Linked DNA regions of Homo sapiens: region 1 is linked to region 2. A link is a contact called in ENCODE Hi-C data. All regions are on one chromosome and are shown on one strand. Each heading gives the region's core, a stretch centred on a gene start or an enhancer-like site at or near the end of the contact. The rest is flanking DNA. Distances are from core to core; before and after follow the strand shown. Region 1 holds the start of MRPL16 (mitochondrial ribosomal protein L16). Region 2 holds the start of ZFP91-CNTF (ZFP91-CNTF readthrough (NMD candidate)).

Evidence for each region. Hi-C counts contacts between places; a loop is a spot of excess contacts on that map. Pooled maps may share reads with other maps.
Region 1: a loop to region 2 is called in a map of CD8-positive, alpha-beta T cell, with 13 times the contacts of the local background. The contact joins the promoter of MRPL16 here to the promoter of ZFP91-CNTF in region 2. A Hi-C loop is called at or near these places in 1 of 168 maps with a recorded cell type or tissue (CD8-positive, alpha-beta T cell), 2 of 37 single-sample maps with no recorded cell type and 9 of 50 pooled maps.

The regions. Positions count from the first base shown.
Region 1 is chr11:59,809,404-59,816,628 of GRCh38, forward strand. MRPL16 (mitochondrial ribosomal protein L16) reads right to left here and starts at 1,375. Exons shown (of 4, transcript NM_017840.4): 1 at 1,201-1,375; 2 at 452-517. The coding sequence starts at 1,255. RefSeq lists an enhancer at 1,369-1,588.
Region 2 is chr11:58,577,853-58,584,259 of GRCh38, forward strand. ZFP91-CNTF (ZFP91-CNTF readthrough (NMD candidate)) reads left to right here and starts at 1,262. Exons shown (of 13, transcript NR_024091.1): 1 at 1,262-1,770. ZFP91 (ZFP91 zinc finger protein, atypical E3 ubiquitin ligase) reads left to right here and starts at 1,211. Exons shown (of 11, transcript NM_053023.5): 1 at 1,211-1,770. The coding sequence starts at 1,430. It also overlaps a transcript of LPXN not described here. RefSeq lists enhancers at 1-44, 65-584, 203-895, 615-844, 1,589-2,280 and a silencer at 1,265-1,684.

The sequences.
Region 1 (7,225 bases), core at 125-2,624, 1.2 Mb after region 2:
CCAGCTAATTTTTTGTATTTTTAGTAGAGATGGGGTTTCACCAGGTTGGCAGGCTGGTCTCCAACTCCTGGCCTCAAGTGATCCACCCGCCTCCGCCTCCTAAAGTGCTGTGATTACAGGCGTGAGCCACCATGCCCGCTCAAAAATCCAGATTTCAGGCCAATGACTACTGGCTGAGTGGACCATGGGACACACACCAGTGGGAGGTTTTAGGGGAGCTATCTCATTAGACGCTGCTCCGTAAGAGCAAGGAACTTTTTTGGTTTCCTTTGTCTTTGATTTATTTCTAGTGCTCAGAATATTAGTTGGCAAAACTGTAAGCTCTAAAAACATATTTATTGAAAGAGTGAACGGGGATGGGAAACACGAGAACATTCCTATGTCATCTCCCACCCGCTCCTGGTTTCCATCAGAGAAAAGATTTACGAACAGGAGAAAGACAAGCTCTCACCTTCAAAACTTGGTACTGGGAGCAGTGTCTTTACGCCAGCACTGGCGGGGAGGAGTGCCCAGGAATCTACAAAGACAAATCAAGTTAAACGACGAAGGTAACAGGCCGGGACCCCGATACAACCTGGGCCAAAGGTACTACTTCTTATTTTTATTTATTTTATTTTTTTGAGACGGAGTCTTACTCTGTCGCCCAGGATCCAGTGCAGTGGCGCGATCTCGGCTCACTGCAACCTCCGCCTCCCGGGTTCAAGAGATTCTCCTGCCTCAGCCTCCGGACTAGCTGGGATTACAGTCGCCCACCACCACGCCCAGCTAATTTTTTTTGTATTTTCAGTAGAGACAGGGTTTCACCATGTTGGCCAGGCTGGTTTCAAACTACTGACCTCAAGTGATTCGCCCGCCTCGGCCTCCCAAAGTGCTGCTATTAAAGGCGTGAGCCACCGCGCCCGCCCAAAAGTACTTCCGCCGGAGGAGTCTTGAGGTGTGGGATGCGGATTCCACTAAATGGACTCAAAGGCTCAGGCTCCGCAAAAGGCCAGCCGGGATCTCTGGGCGCCGACTCCCAGACGCAGCTGTGACCCTCTTGCACGAACCCCTACGGTGGAGGTCGGCGGTGCGATAGCGTAGTTCCTAACCAGTGCTTCACCAAGCATATGCAGAGCCGCCTTTTGGGTTAGGGAGAAAAAGCACTGGAGGGTGGGGGAGGAAGAGGGGTAAAGTCTTTAGGAACCAAAAGGGACTTCTGACCTGACAAGGGCACCCGCAGGAGCGGCGCACTAGCGCGAGCCAGCAGCCTCCACATGGTCACGGGCGTCCGGCGGCGCGGAGCTCCCCCAGCGACTCCGGCTGTCTCCTGCACCCAGGTAAGCAGCGGCGCTCCACTACCTAGCTGTAATCGGCTCAGGACACCGCTCAGTGGGGCCGGAAGTTGTGTTCACTCGGGTCCACTCCGCAGAGTCCCGACGGAAGCGAAAGAAACTCGAGCGACGGGGGTTGAGTTCCGGGGGAGGTTGAGTTCCTGCGGTCAAAGGCGCCGTCCGCCCAGCCACGCCCAGGGGCCCTGTTGGCTCTCTAGGGTTCTCCTTCCAATCTCCAGTCTTTCCCCAGAAGAAGAGGGCGGCGGGGCGGGGAGTCTTTTGTTTTATTTATTTATTTTTCTGCGGAGTACAACTGTTAGTGCCTGCCGGTTGCTTAGCAAGGTGGTCCCTTACGATTCACAGCCTTTGAGATGATTTTCTAGGGGACCCCTCAAAGACATTAGGAGAATACCAGATTTAGCAATGGTTTAACATGTATAGGGCAATTGCAATGTGTCATTGAGTACCTCATTCGTTAGTCCTGCCAACGAATCTGTGAGATAAGTCATTATACTTATTTTGCAGATTCCATCCTGAGGGTGAAATAATTTAACTTGTTCTGGGTCATACAACAGGAAAACAGTACCATCAGAATTTGAGCACAGTCTGTGATTCCAGAGATCTCAGTGAATGAACAATATTGTTGATGAAAAGAGTGAAATTCTGTAAGATATTGGAAGAGATTTATTCTGAGCCAAATATGAGCAACCATGGCCTGTGACACAGCCCTCAGGGGGTCCTGAGAACATGTGCCCAAGGTGGTAGAAGTGCAGCTTGGCTTTATACATATTAGAGGGGCATGAGACATCAATCAAATGCATTTAAGAAATACATTGGTTTGGTTCAGAAAGGCGGGACAAGTCAAGGTGGGCTTCTAGGCTATAGGTAAATGTAAACATTTTCTGGTTGACAATTGGTTGAGTTTGTCCAAAGACCTGGGATGGATAGAAAGGAATGTTCAGGTTAAACATAAATGATTGTAGAGACCAAGTTTTATTATGCAGAGGAAGCTCTTAGATAGCAGACTTTAGAGAAAGACTGTTGTAAATTGTTTTTTTATCTGACTTAAAGGGTGCCTGGAGGCCGGGCGCAGTGGTTCACGCCTGTAATCCCAGCACTTTGGGAGGCCAAAGCGGGCAGATTACCTGAGGTCAGGAGTTCAAGACCAGCCTGACCAACATGGTGAAACCCCGTCTCCACTAAAAATACAAAAAATTAGCTGGACGTGGTGGCGGGTGCCTGTAATCCCAGCTACTCGGGAAGCTGAGGCAGGAGAATCACTTGAACCTAGGAGGCGGAGGTTGCAGTGAGCCGAGATCACGCCACTGCACTCCAGACTCCAGACTGGGCAAGACAGAGAAAAAAAAATATGCCTGGCTCTTAGTTGATTGTCTCCTGGATCTGGGAAGGAAGGAAGGAAAACAAAGGGGAAAGAGAATACCTATAGAAATGGATTTTTCCCGCAAGAGACTTTGCAGGGCAATTTCAAGATATGGCAAAGAAATATATTTTGGGGTTAAATATTTTTTTCTTTGTCTCATAATGTTATGCCAGAGTCATGTTGAAAAGTAAGTCACAATATATAGGGTAAAATAAAACCTATATGATGAGAATTTATGGTTTGTAGGGCATGATTCCCTTAGGTAGGAATTTGGGCAAGATAAAAAATCAGAGCTTAGTCCTCAAGTTGAATATTGTGCAATATTGTTTTGAGTGAAAAATGAAGTGGCACTAAAATCACGGTTTGATTGGTCTCTAAGTCTTTTGGTACCCCAAAACTTCTACCTTATTGTTTATTTCAAAAGAGCCAAAAAGTGCAATCTACGGATCCAGTGCAATCCCTATCAAAATTCCAATGCCATTTTTCACAGAAATAGGAAAAACAACCCTTAAATTCATTTGGAACCACAAAAGACCCTGAATAGCCCAGACAATCTGGAACAAAAAGAACAAAGCTGGAGGCATCACACTCCCTGACTTCAAAACATAAGTTGATTGTAATCGAAACAGCACGGTATGGCAGAGAAATAGACACACTGACCAAATGAATAGGATAGAGAGCCCAGAAATAAACACACACATTTATACTTCATTGATTTGTTTTTTTTTTTCTTGAGACATAGTCTCACTCTGTCGCCCAGGCTGGAGTACAGTGGTGCGATCTCGGCTCACTGCCACTTCCGCCTGCTGGGTTCAAGCGATTCTTCCGCCTCAGCCTCTCTAGTAACTGGGTGTTACTAGATTCTTCCGCCTCAGCCTCTCTAGTACAGGGGTGTGCCACCACGCCTGGCTAATTTTTTCTATTTTTAGTAGAGAAGGGGTTTTGCCATGTTGGCCAGGCTAGTCTCAAACTCCTCAGGTGATCCACCCACCTTGGCCTCCCACAGTGCTGGGACTACGGGCATGAGCCACGACGCCTGGCGCAGTCCATTGATTTTTGGCAAAGGTGCCAAGAAAACATAATGGGGGAATGATAGTCTCTTCAACAAATGACGTTGGGAAAACCGGGTATTCACTTGCAGATTGAAATTGGACCCTTGTCTCATACCACATACAACTTAAAATAGGTTAAAGATTTAAATATAAGACCTGAAAGTGTAAAACTGTCAGAGGCATTTGAACCAGAGTGACTCCATCTGGAATAAAGGCTGGGTAAAATGAGGCTGAGGTCTACTAGGCTGCATTGCCAGGAGATTAGGCATTCCTAGTCACAGGATATTTATGGTTAAGGGAACAGTTAATAATGTTTACCAGGGCCAGGCTTGGTGGTGCATGCCCATAGTCCCAGCTACTTGGGAGGCTGAGGTGGGAGGATAGTTTCAGCCAGGGAGGCAGAGGTTGCAGTGAGCTGTGATAGCACAACTGCACTACAGCCTGGGCAACAAAGCAAGACCCCACCTCAAAAAAACAAAATGATGTTTACTGAACAGGCTCAGGACTTAACAGACCCAGGAAATGTCTTGATGTCCCAATATCTTAATAACAAAAGCATTCTTAGTGTAAGGATAAGTTTCACAGATGGATGTGGTGGCTCACGCCTGTAATCCCAGCACTTTGGGAGGCCGAGGACGGTGGATCACCTGAGGACGGGAGTTCGAGACCAGCCTGGCCAACATGGTGAAACCCTGTCTCTATTAAAAAATACAAAAATTAGCTGGGCGTGATGGTGGGTACCTGTAATCCTAGCTACTCAGGAGGCTGAGGCAGGAGAATCACTTGAATTAGGAGGTGGATGTTGCAGTGAGCTGAGATCGTGCCATTGTACTCCAGCCTGGGTGACAAGAGCGAAACTCCGTCTCACAAAAAAAAAAAAAAAAAAAAAAAAAAGAATAAGTTTCACTTTCAATTTAATAATATAGATGCTTGCAAAAGACAGTAGTTACACAAAGATTAACAATCCTTTGTCACAAGCACTTGTAGTAGAACACATCCTCCCCTGATTTTTTTTGCTTTGTTATCTTGTATATAAACGAGTATTATACCAAAGGCAGATGTGTTTCTCCTCTTGCTTTTGGGAGTGCTCTGTCTATGGAGTAGCTATTCTTTCTTTTTTATTTACATTCTTAATAAACTTACTTTCACTTTGCTCTGTGGACTCACCCCCAAATTCTTTCTTGCACAAGATCCAAAAACCCTCTCTTGAGATCTGGATTGAGACACTTTCCTGTAACAAAACTACTAGAAGAAACTGTGAACCCTGAAAATCTAAGACAGGTCTCAGTTAATTTAGAAAGTTTTTTTAAACAAGGTTGAGGATGTGTGCCCATGACACAGCCTCAGGAGGTCCCGATGACATGTGCCCAAGGTGGTTAGAGCACAGTTTGATTTTATACACTTTAGTGGGAGATGAGACATCAGTCAACATATGTAAGATAAACATTGGTTTGGTCTGGAAAGGCTGTACAACTCAAAATGGGGAGGGGACTTCCAGGTCATAGGTAGATAAGAGACAAATGGTTGCATTCTTTTGAGTTTCTGACTAGCCTCTCCAAAGGAGACAATCAGATATGTATTTATCCCAGTGAGGAAAGAGGTGACTTTGAATAGAATGGGAGGCAGATTGGCCCTAAGCAGTTCCCAGCTTGACTTTTCCGTTTAGGTTAGTGATTTGGGGGTTCCAAGATTTATTTTTCTTTCACATTTTCCCCCTTTTCTTTTATTAAAATGTTTTGGAGAGATCATTTTATGAGGTTTGACAATGTGATGCTTTTATGGTGCACTTAAAAAAATTTTTTTAATGAACACATATCTTAGTGTCTAAACCACGCTGTTCCTTAAAAACAGAGTAAGCTCTGTTGCAGTTAACTATTTTAGTCAAAAAAACCAAAACAAAACAGGTAACACAATACAAAAGCAAACAGTTTAAGAGCTGAGATGAACTTGTCTGTTTACGTTCTTGGGGTCCCATAAGAAAAACAGGTTTCTCCCCCAAAGGGAGTCTGGCACTTTCTCAGTTTTCTTTAAGGAACCCCAGGCTATTATTAAACTATTTTAGGTCCCCTATGCAGCAGAGGGGGCAAGATAAAGGAGAGACAGAAGTAAATGAAGAAACCAGAATTCAGTCAACTGAGTGGGAAAAAACTTTTGCTCAAAAAAAGACAGGGTCCTAGGAGAAAAACAAAACAAAAATGTGAGGGCCTTTTAAATACAAACACATCCACCTGCACACATACATATACACATCTTGGATGTTAGCTTCTAATTAGGGTGACTTTTAACCATTGAGCTCCTTTTAAAATAGATGTTTTTAAATCTTATTACTGTATTTCTGTTCTTTCAGAAGTACAGCCATTGCTCTTTCAGTTTGGCTTGGCTAGCAAAAGGGTGGCCTTGTTATGTAAATAAAGCTCCTTAAGTAGTCAAAATAAAAAATCTTTTCTTTTTTTTTTTTTTTATGGGAATTTAGCCACTTCAGAGGCCTCGTTCCCCATAATTTGGAACATTCCCTTGGATTTGATCAAGTTGGATAGAATTGGTCACACCCAGTGGGAAAAGACTGAAACAACAACAAAAACAGAAACAAACAACAACAACAACAACAAAAACCAGTTAAGCAAAACAAGTGATCGCACAACTTATGTGATCACTGAGCACTCTAATGGTAAGGAGAAATTAAGACCAGTTGGTTGTTAATTTTAACTTTATCCAAGACAAATCCCAATTCAGTTACTTACCCAGGGGTGGCTCTCAGGCTGAAGACTGCTCTTTACTATCCTAGAAGCAGCAAAAAACCCCCTTCATCTTCCCTGTTGGAAGTAGCTCAAATTCCATAAAGGAGTTACCTACCTTCCATTGTTATGGAAGCAGGAAAAACTTGCCTTCCTTGTGTTGGAAGCAAGTAAAACTCCAAAAAAAAAGGGGGGGGGGTTTATACAGCAAAATAAACTTTAGATCTTGACCAAATTTTGGGAGATCAGGGATTCTCTGGAGGGGGTGCTCCCAGACCTCAGCAAATTGTCCTTTTGGTTTGAGCCATTAAGTTAGCTCATGCTGGTACCAAGGACCGATAGATTTGTCAAAGGTAAGAGGCACCTCCACTCAGAATCCCCCTGTGGTTACCAAAATGTGAACCCTGAAAAATCTGAGACAGGTCTCAGTTAATTTAGAAAGTTTATTTTAACAGGGTTGAGGATGCGTGCCTGTGACACAGCCTCTGGAGGCCCTGACGACATGTACCCAAGTTGGTCACAGCACAGTTTGGCTTTACACATTTTAGGGAGACATGAGACATCAATCAACACATGTAAGATGAACATTGGTTCAGTCTGGAAAGGCTGTACAACTCAAAGTGGGGAAGGGGCTTCCAGGTCACAGGTAGATAAAAGACAAATGGTTGCATTCTTTTGAGTTTCTGACTAGCCTCTCCAAATGAGGCAATCAGATATGCATTTATCTCAGTGAGCAGAGGGGTGACT
Region 2 (6,407 bases), core at 12-2,511:
CCCAACAAGGTCTAGTAGAAAAGCAACTTTATAATTCGTTTCACAGATTTGATTAAGAGCCAACTGAGTAGTGGGCCTTGTGCTAGGGCTCCGAGGGCCCAAGGACCCCATGGAACCAGATTTAGTCGCTGACCTCTAGGAGCTCACAGGTGAGTGACTCACACACCGGAAGACGAGATCAATAATGTAGACATGAACGCTGGCTAGCCAGTCCCAGAGGAGGTGTCATCTGACCAAACCAAGGCAAGTCTGGGCAGTTACGCAGACACCCCGAGAAAGGTACGCCAACGCCCAGATAAAAAGTAAGAAAAAGTAGGAAAAACCCTCCCATCAGACCAGCAATTGGCTCGACGCTTGAGCCCGGATGTACGGCACGCGTCGCGACCTAACCCGGAAACACTGCCTCCCGAAAAAAAGGTAAACTCTAGACTGCGGAAAGTAAACTACCTTTCCCGTCGTGACTCAGTTAGAACCTCCCGGCATCCTCTCCACCTCTGGTTTCCCATCTATTTTTCCTAAAGCCTAGGCGAAATAAGACTTCATCTCCCAGAATGCCCTTGGTTAAGTTAACGGTGCGCATGCGCCAAGAGGCGGGCCCTCGTTGCCCCCACAACCCCGCCTCCGTTTTGCCGCCGCCATTTTTTCAGAGACTTTCATCCGGCAACCGACGGGGCTTTTTTTCTTAAAGGAGAAGCGACAGCTCAAAATACTACCCCCTTCTCCGCGCAAGATCTGGCGGCGCTGGGGACAGAAAGGCCAAAGACAGGAAAGTGGGGTAGGGTGGAGGCGGAAGAACGCCCAGGCTACTTCTGCGGCCTAAAGAAGAATAGAAAGAGCCCTTGTGGTATCAGTGGCTCCTCAGGGAGGCAGGTGCGCGCGCAGCCAGTCTAGGGTTTGCGTGAGGCGGGGAAAGAGGTGCGATTTCTTCTCACCCGCCTCCCTCGCGAGACCTGCCCCTCGCACTGCCCCTAGCGCGCGTTGAAGTCTGGAGGGGGGAAAAAGGTCACTTTGGGATTGTCGCGAGACACAGCCGTTTAACGGTGAGAACGGGTGCGCGGGGAAGGAAACCTCGCGCGCTCCCCTTTTAGCCGTTTCCTGATTGGCTGAAGGAAGGGGTGGGGGAGGGAACCTGGGGCGCCGCTGCGTGTAAGACTGCGAGGGGCGGGGTGAGGAGGCTTGTCCTCTTTTCCGATTGGCCCGCTGAGCGTCTGTGGCGCGCGCGCGCGCGCCGCCAGCGGTAGCGGACCTTGAGTGGCAGGGGGTGGGGGGGGCGCCCTCGGAGCCGGGCGGAGGGGAGGGGGGAAAGAGGAGCGCAGGGTGAGAGTGAGCCGCAGGCTTCGGGAGGCGAGGGGGCGGGGGGAGCAGCGCCGAGGCCGCCGCCTCCGCCTCCGCCGCCTAGGACTAGGGGGTGGGGGACGGACAAGCCCCGATGCCGGGGGAGACGGAAGAGCCGAGACCCCCGGAGCAGCAGGACCAGGAAGGGGGAGAGGCGGCCAAGGCGGCTCCGGAGGAGCCCCAACAACGGCCCCCTGAGGCGGTCGCGGCGGCGCCTGCAGGGACCACTAGCAGCCGCGTGCTGAGGGGAGGTCGGGACCGAGGCCGGGCCGCTGCGGCCGCCGCCGCCGCAGCTGTGTCCCGCCGGAGGAAGGCCGAGTATCCCCGCCGGCGGAGGAGCAGCCCCAGCGCCAGGCCTCCCGACGTCCCCGGGCAGCAGCCCCAGGCCGCGAAGTCCCCGTCTCCAGTTCAGGGCAAGAAGAGTCCGCGACTCCTGTGAGTAACAGTCTTTCAGGCGGTGGGAAAGACCCCCCTCTGTCCGTACGCAACCCTCTCGGCTCCCGTAGCGCCTACTCCACGTGACATCCTGCCTGGTCTGCCCCCTGCCGGCTCCGCACGCCAGATGTCACACCGTTTCCCCGGGAGCCTTCGTGCCTCCTCTCTGCGCCACCCTCATCTCGCTCCTGTACCTTCGCTTGTCGGGCCGTTTCCCCACTCCCCGAAATCATCTTTTGATACACCCCTGCACTCGCTAGTGATCCACCTCCTCCCTGACACCCGCAGGCTCATCCCTCTTTCTGGCATCCGCACCCCCTTTGTCACCCTATCCCTTTCCTTTAGGCGGCTCTCCAGTATTACATCACATGCCCTTTAGGGAATACACAGCCCGATCATAGCCTTCAAAAATGATTCCCCCCCGCCTTCGCGTTAGCTCAAGAGCCAGATGTACTAGTGTGTTTATGTAGCTTTTTTTTTTTTTCACTTTTCTAAATTTTTCGCAACCCTTCTCATTCTTTTGAGAAATTTGCCACTTATTATGGTCAGGTTAAAAGCCCACTGCTACGATTTTAAGTATGGAGTCTTTCATATAAAATTATATGAGCATTCTTTAATGTTTGTTTTTACTAAGTAGCATATGTTTTATCTTTGTGTTTCGTGTTTTTAAATGTAGGAACTTCATCCTTGAAATTAGAATCATCTGAGAGGAATTCCTTTATTACCTAGACGTAATAGAGGAAACATGAACAGGTGGCCAGGAGCATTGTCTTAAATTGTTCGTTAAAATAATACTCATGTTAAGAATACTGAAGCACACAAGTTTGTAAATTCTAGAAATTAATCACATTGACTATTCAATTCATGACTGAAAACATCATTAGTGACCTTTGATTTTTGAGTGAAAACAGATTAGTAAAAACAGAGAAAATTGAAGTGAGGGGGAGTCAGTTTTAAGTGTTCCCTTTCTTCCAGTAGAGATAGTGGCAAGGTTTGACTTACACCAGACCTAATAGATTTAAAACTTGAAACAGACTTGGTCCAAAATTAAGAGTTAAGCCTGTGTCTTGGCATGCTTGCCTTAGAAGCCTCTCAGAAAGAGAAATAAAATTCAGAGGTAATCATATTGTGGTATTAGATATGCTTTCAAATTTTTGAATGTCAGCTAAGTTAACATAATTTAGAGAATTTGTTGTAAGAACTGCAGTTCTGTCGACAGCAAAAATCTGTACTTACAGATTCAGCTGCAATTAGACTTCTAATTGCTGTAGATGCATTTCATCTTACAAAAATTTTATAGTTCTATATTGTTTAATCTCATGAATTTGAAAAGATACATGTATATCATTGACCTCATTTGGATATGAATTCCGTGAGCAAATTCCTTAACCTACCCATGCCTTAGTTTCCTTACCTATAGAGGATAATCTCTGCAACGTGAGTTTGTGAGAATTAAATACAGTGTGTAAAGTGCTAGACACAATGCCTGTTGTAAATACTAAGTACAAGTTGCGTTTTTCAGTAATGGTGGGATGGTAGATCCTTGAGTGGTTTGTAGTGAGGTTTTTCATATAAATTATGCAAAATATGATTTTTTCACTCTTTAATATTACTATTCGTAGAGAGGGTAATACTTAAAATATTTTTAAAATTTCCTTTTATTCTCACCTACCCCTTGAAAATTAAATATACCTATATCTCAAGATAAGATAATTATGTCTAAAATGGTACCTGCTGTTTAATTTCTTTTTTTGGAGATGGAGTTTTTGCTCTGTTGCCCAGGCTGGAGCAGTGCCACGATGATCTCTGCACACTGCAACCTCCGCCTCCTGGCTTCAAGCAATTCTCCTGCCTCGTCATCCCAAGCAGCTGGCATTACAGGCGCCCGCCACCAATCCCAGCTAATTTTTGTAATTTTAGTAGAGGTGAGGTTTCACCATATTGGCCGGGTTGGTCTCCAACTCTTGACCTCAGGTGATCCACCCGCCTCAGCCTCCCAAAGTGCTGGGATTACAGGCGTGAGCCACTGCGCCCAGCCTGCTGTTTAATTTTTGAAGGAAAATAAATAATTTTTATCTAAAACAGTAATTTTACCTGCTGTCATGATTTATTTTTGCCCTAACTCTTGGCAACAAAGTACTAGTGACGCTTTAATTCCATATAACTGTTACTGTTGTATATGGATGAAGATGACTTAATTAAATTCCTTCCTTTTTTCTGCACAATGTTCCTTGTGGGGAGGAAGAAATAAGGCTGAATTCTTAGCGCCACCCGCCTCCCATCCAATATCATTAGAAAACAGTAGTGACAATGGCATTCTTCTTTCAGCCCCAAAATTATCTCTTGACTGTGTTTTTGATCAGGTTGTTAAACAAATTTTCGTCATAATAGAGTTTTTGTTACACATTTTTACCTTATTCCATAATCTGGAAATCAGAGGAATGCTAAAGCATTTTAGCTTGGCAAACTTGTTTCATCAGTATCTGGGCCTGGTACTATGCTGAACTAGGTGGTAGAAAGAAAAATGAGACATGGCCCTCATCTTCAAGGACCTTGGGGTGTAAGGCAAAGATGCATTAATTAGTGGAGATATGTCAAATGTGTGTATGGTATACAGATTTTCAGTCATAAAATACATTTTAAGACTTAATTTTTTCTACATAATTTAATCCTTTAAGATATTTCAAGAGGTTTTGAGTCCAAACCCTGGTCTGGTATCTTTGACTTTGAGTCATTTCTGTTTTCCAAATGACATTTTGAAAATTTTAAAAAGGAAGGTTTATTCTGTATTACTTACTTGTTCGCGCTAGTCCTTTTTCCATATCCCAGCATTTCCCTGTATACAATCTTAGTAATCAGCTGTTTAACCTACATTTGATTTTCTTAATTAAAGTGATAGTAAAGTATACCATAGTTTAAAAGGTCAAGAAATAGATAGATTTGGATTGGTTGAAACCTCTGTTCCCATTGGAAGGCAAAATAATAGAGTGGATAAAGCATTGGACTTTAGTCAGAAAGTTTTATGTTCCAGCTTTGTACTGTGCAGTAAGTGGCCTTGAGCAAGTCACTTAACCTCTTCATTTATAATTGCTTCATTTATAATTGATATTTTATGAATTTGCGAGATGACATATTTAGCTTACAGTTTTTATAATCTGATGTTTATAACAACTTCTTTTCACAATGAACTATTTAGGGGTTATTGGGAAGAGGAAATATTTGTGGATGAAGGGGAAATAAAAATTTTTCATTGTGCTCAAGAGAAGCACAGAGTTAAATGCTAGAATCATGATAAATTGAAGCATAGAAAGCTAGTAGGAAAAATAAACCAAATTTGAAGAAAGTTTATGTATCCATACTAAGAGTAAGACTGATCATTTGCTGTATGTTAGCCAGTAAATTACAGTTATTTCAAGTGCACGTTTATATACTGTCTTTAATTTTTGAAGTAAAATCTAGTAGCATTAGTATACTAGTTTTTGCCTATGATTTTTTTCTGATTCATCCATGCGTTCTGCTAGTAGGGAATGAAATTGTCAAATTAAGACTAGGTTAAAATGTATAAGGCTTTTTTTCATTCTTACATGTAATAGCCCTTCATTTATCCTGTGCATTTCAAAACTTAAAACTTTAGGGACAAATACTTTTTAAAAATTCTAACTTCGCTGTTGAGTAACCATATTAGCTAATACTGAGTATTTTTAGATGTCTTCCTTCAGGTTCAGATTAAGGAAAGTAGTTTTATTTTCTAGTATGTGAAATTCCATTTTTGGTATATTTTCTTGCTAAAATTAAAACAGTAATAAACCTTTAGGTGACCTTTCTTGCTGTTTCCCTTTTGAAGGTCATGGATAGTGAGGATGAAGAGGTGGTAATATTCTGAATTGAAAAAACTTACAGTTCTTTGGAGAAGCCTTCAGTTGTACAAGACTGAAATCCTGTGATCAGGATCTTAATCAGTATGATGATAGAAACATTGAACCAACTTTCAAGGTTTTTGGAAAAGTTTGTTATATAATTTTTCAAAAATTTAGCAATTATTTCTGCAGTTTTTATTTAAAGATGGGATGATTAGCAGTTATGGTGTGTTAATTGGGACATTGGTAATGTGATTTAAAATAAAATTATAATACCAGTCTTTTTTAAAAAAGTATGGAACAAACAGTGATAACTATTGTTTCTAAGTAGAATAGATTTTTGTATTACACTGTGGCTTCTGTATTTGTCTGGGTATTTATTTATAACATATTGTAACATAATAGAGTCTTTACTATATTAGGTTTACTTTTGGGAGGAGCAACAACAAAAAAACTTTGTACTGTTCAGAGATACTCTGTGGTATCTATATGATAAATGTTCAGGGCCTGTTGACTTTTGAATTTTAGTAGTAAGTATAGGAAGTTCATTATACTGTCCTCACCAGTTACGTATGAGAGAAATTTTTCTGAATGAAAAACCTGGGGATATGTCTGATTTTTGTTGTTTTGGGGGTTTTTAAAAAAATCTTCAGGCTATAACAATTTTTAAGCTCTTTACTGTTGCTTTTTAATTTGTAAAGGGCAAGTTACATTTACTTGTGAGGTCCACCTATTGTCTTTTTACAAGTAGATTTTGATTTGGTCTTAACAAACAATTTT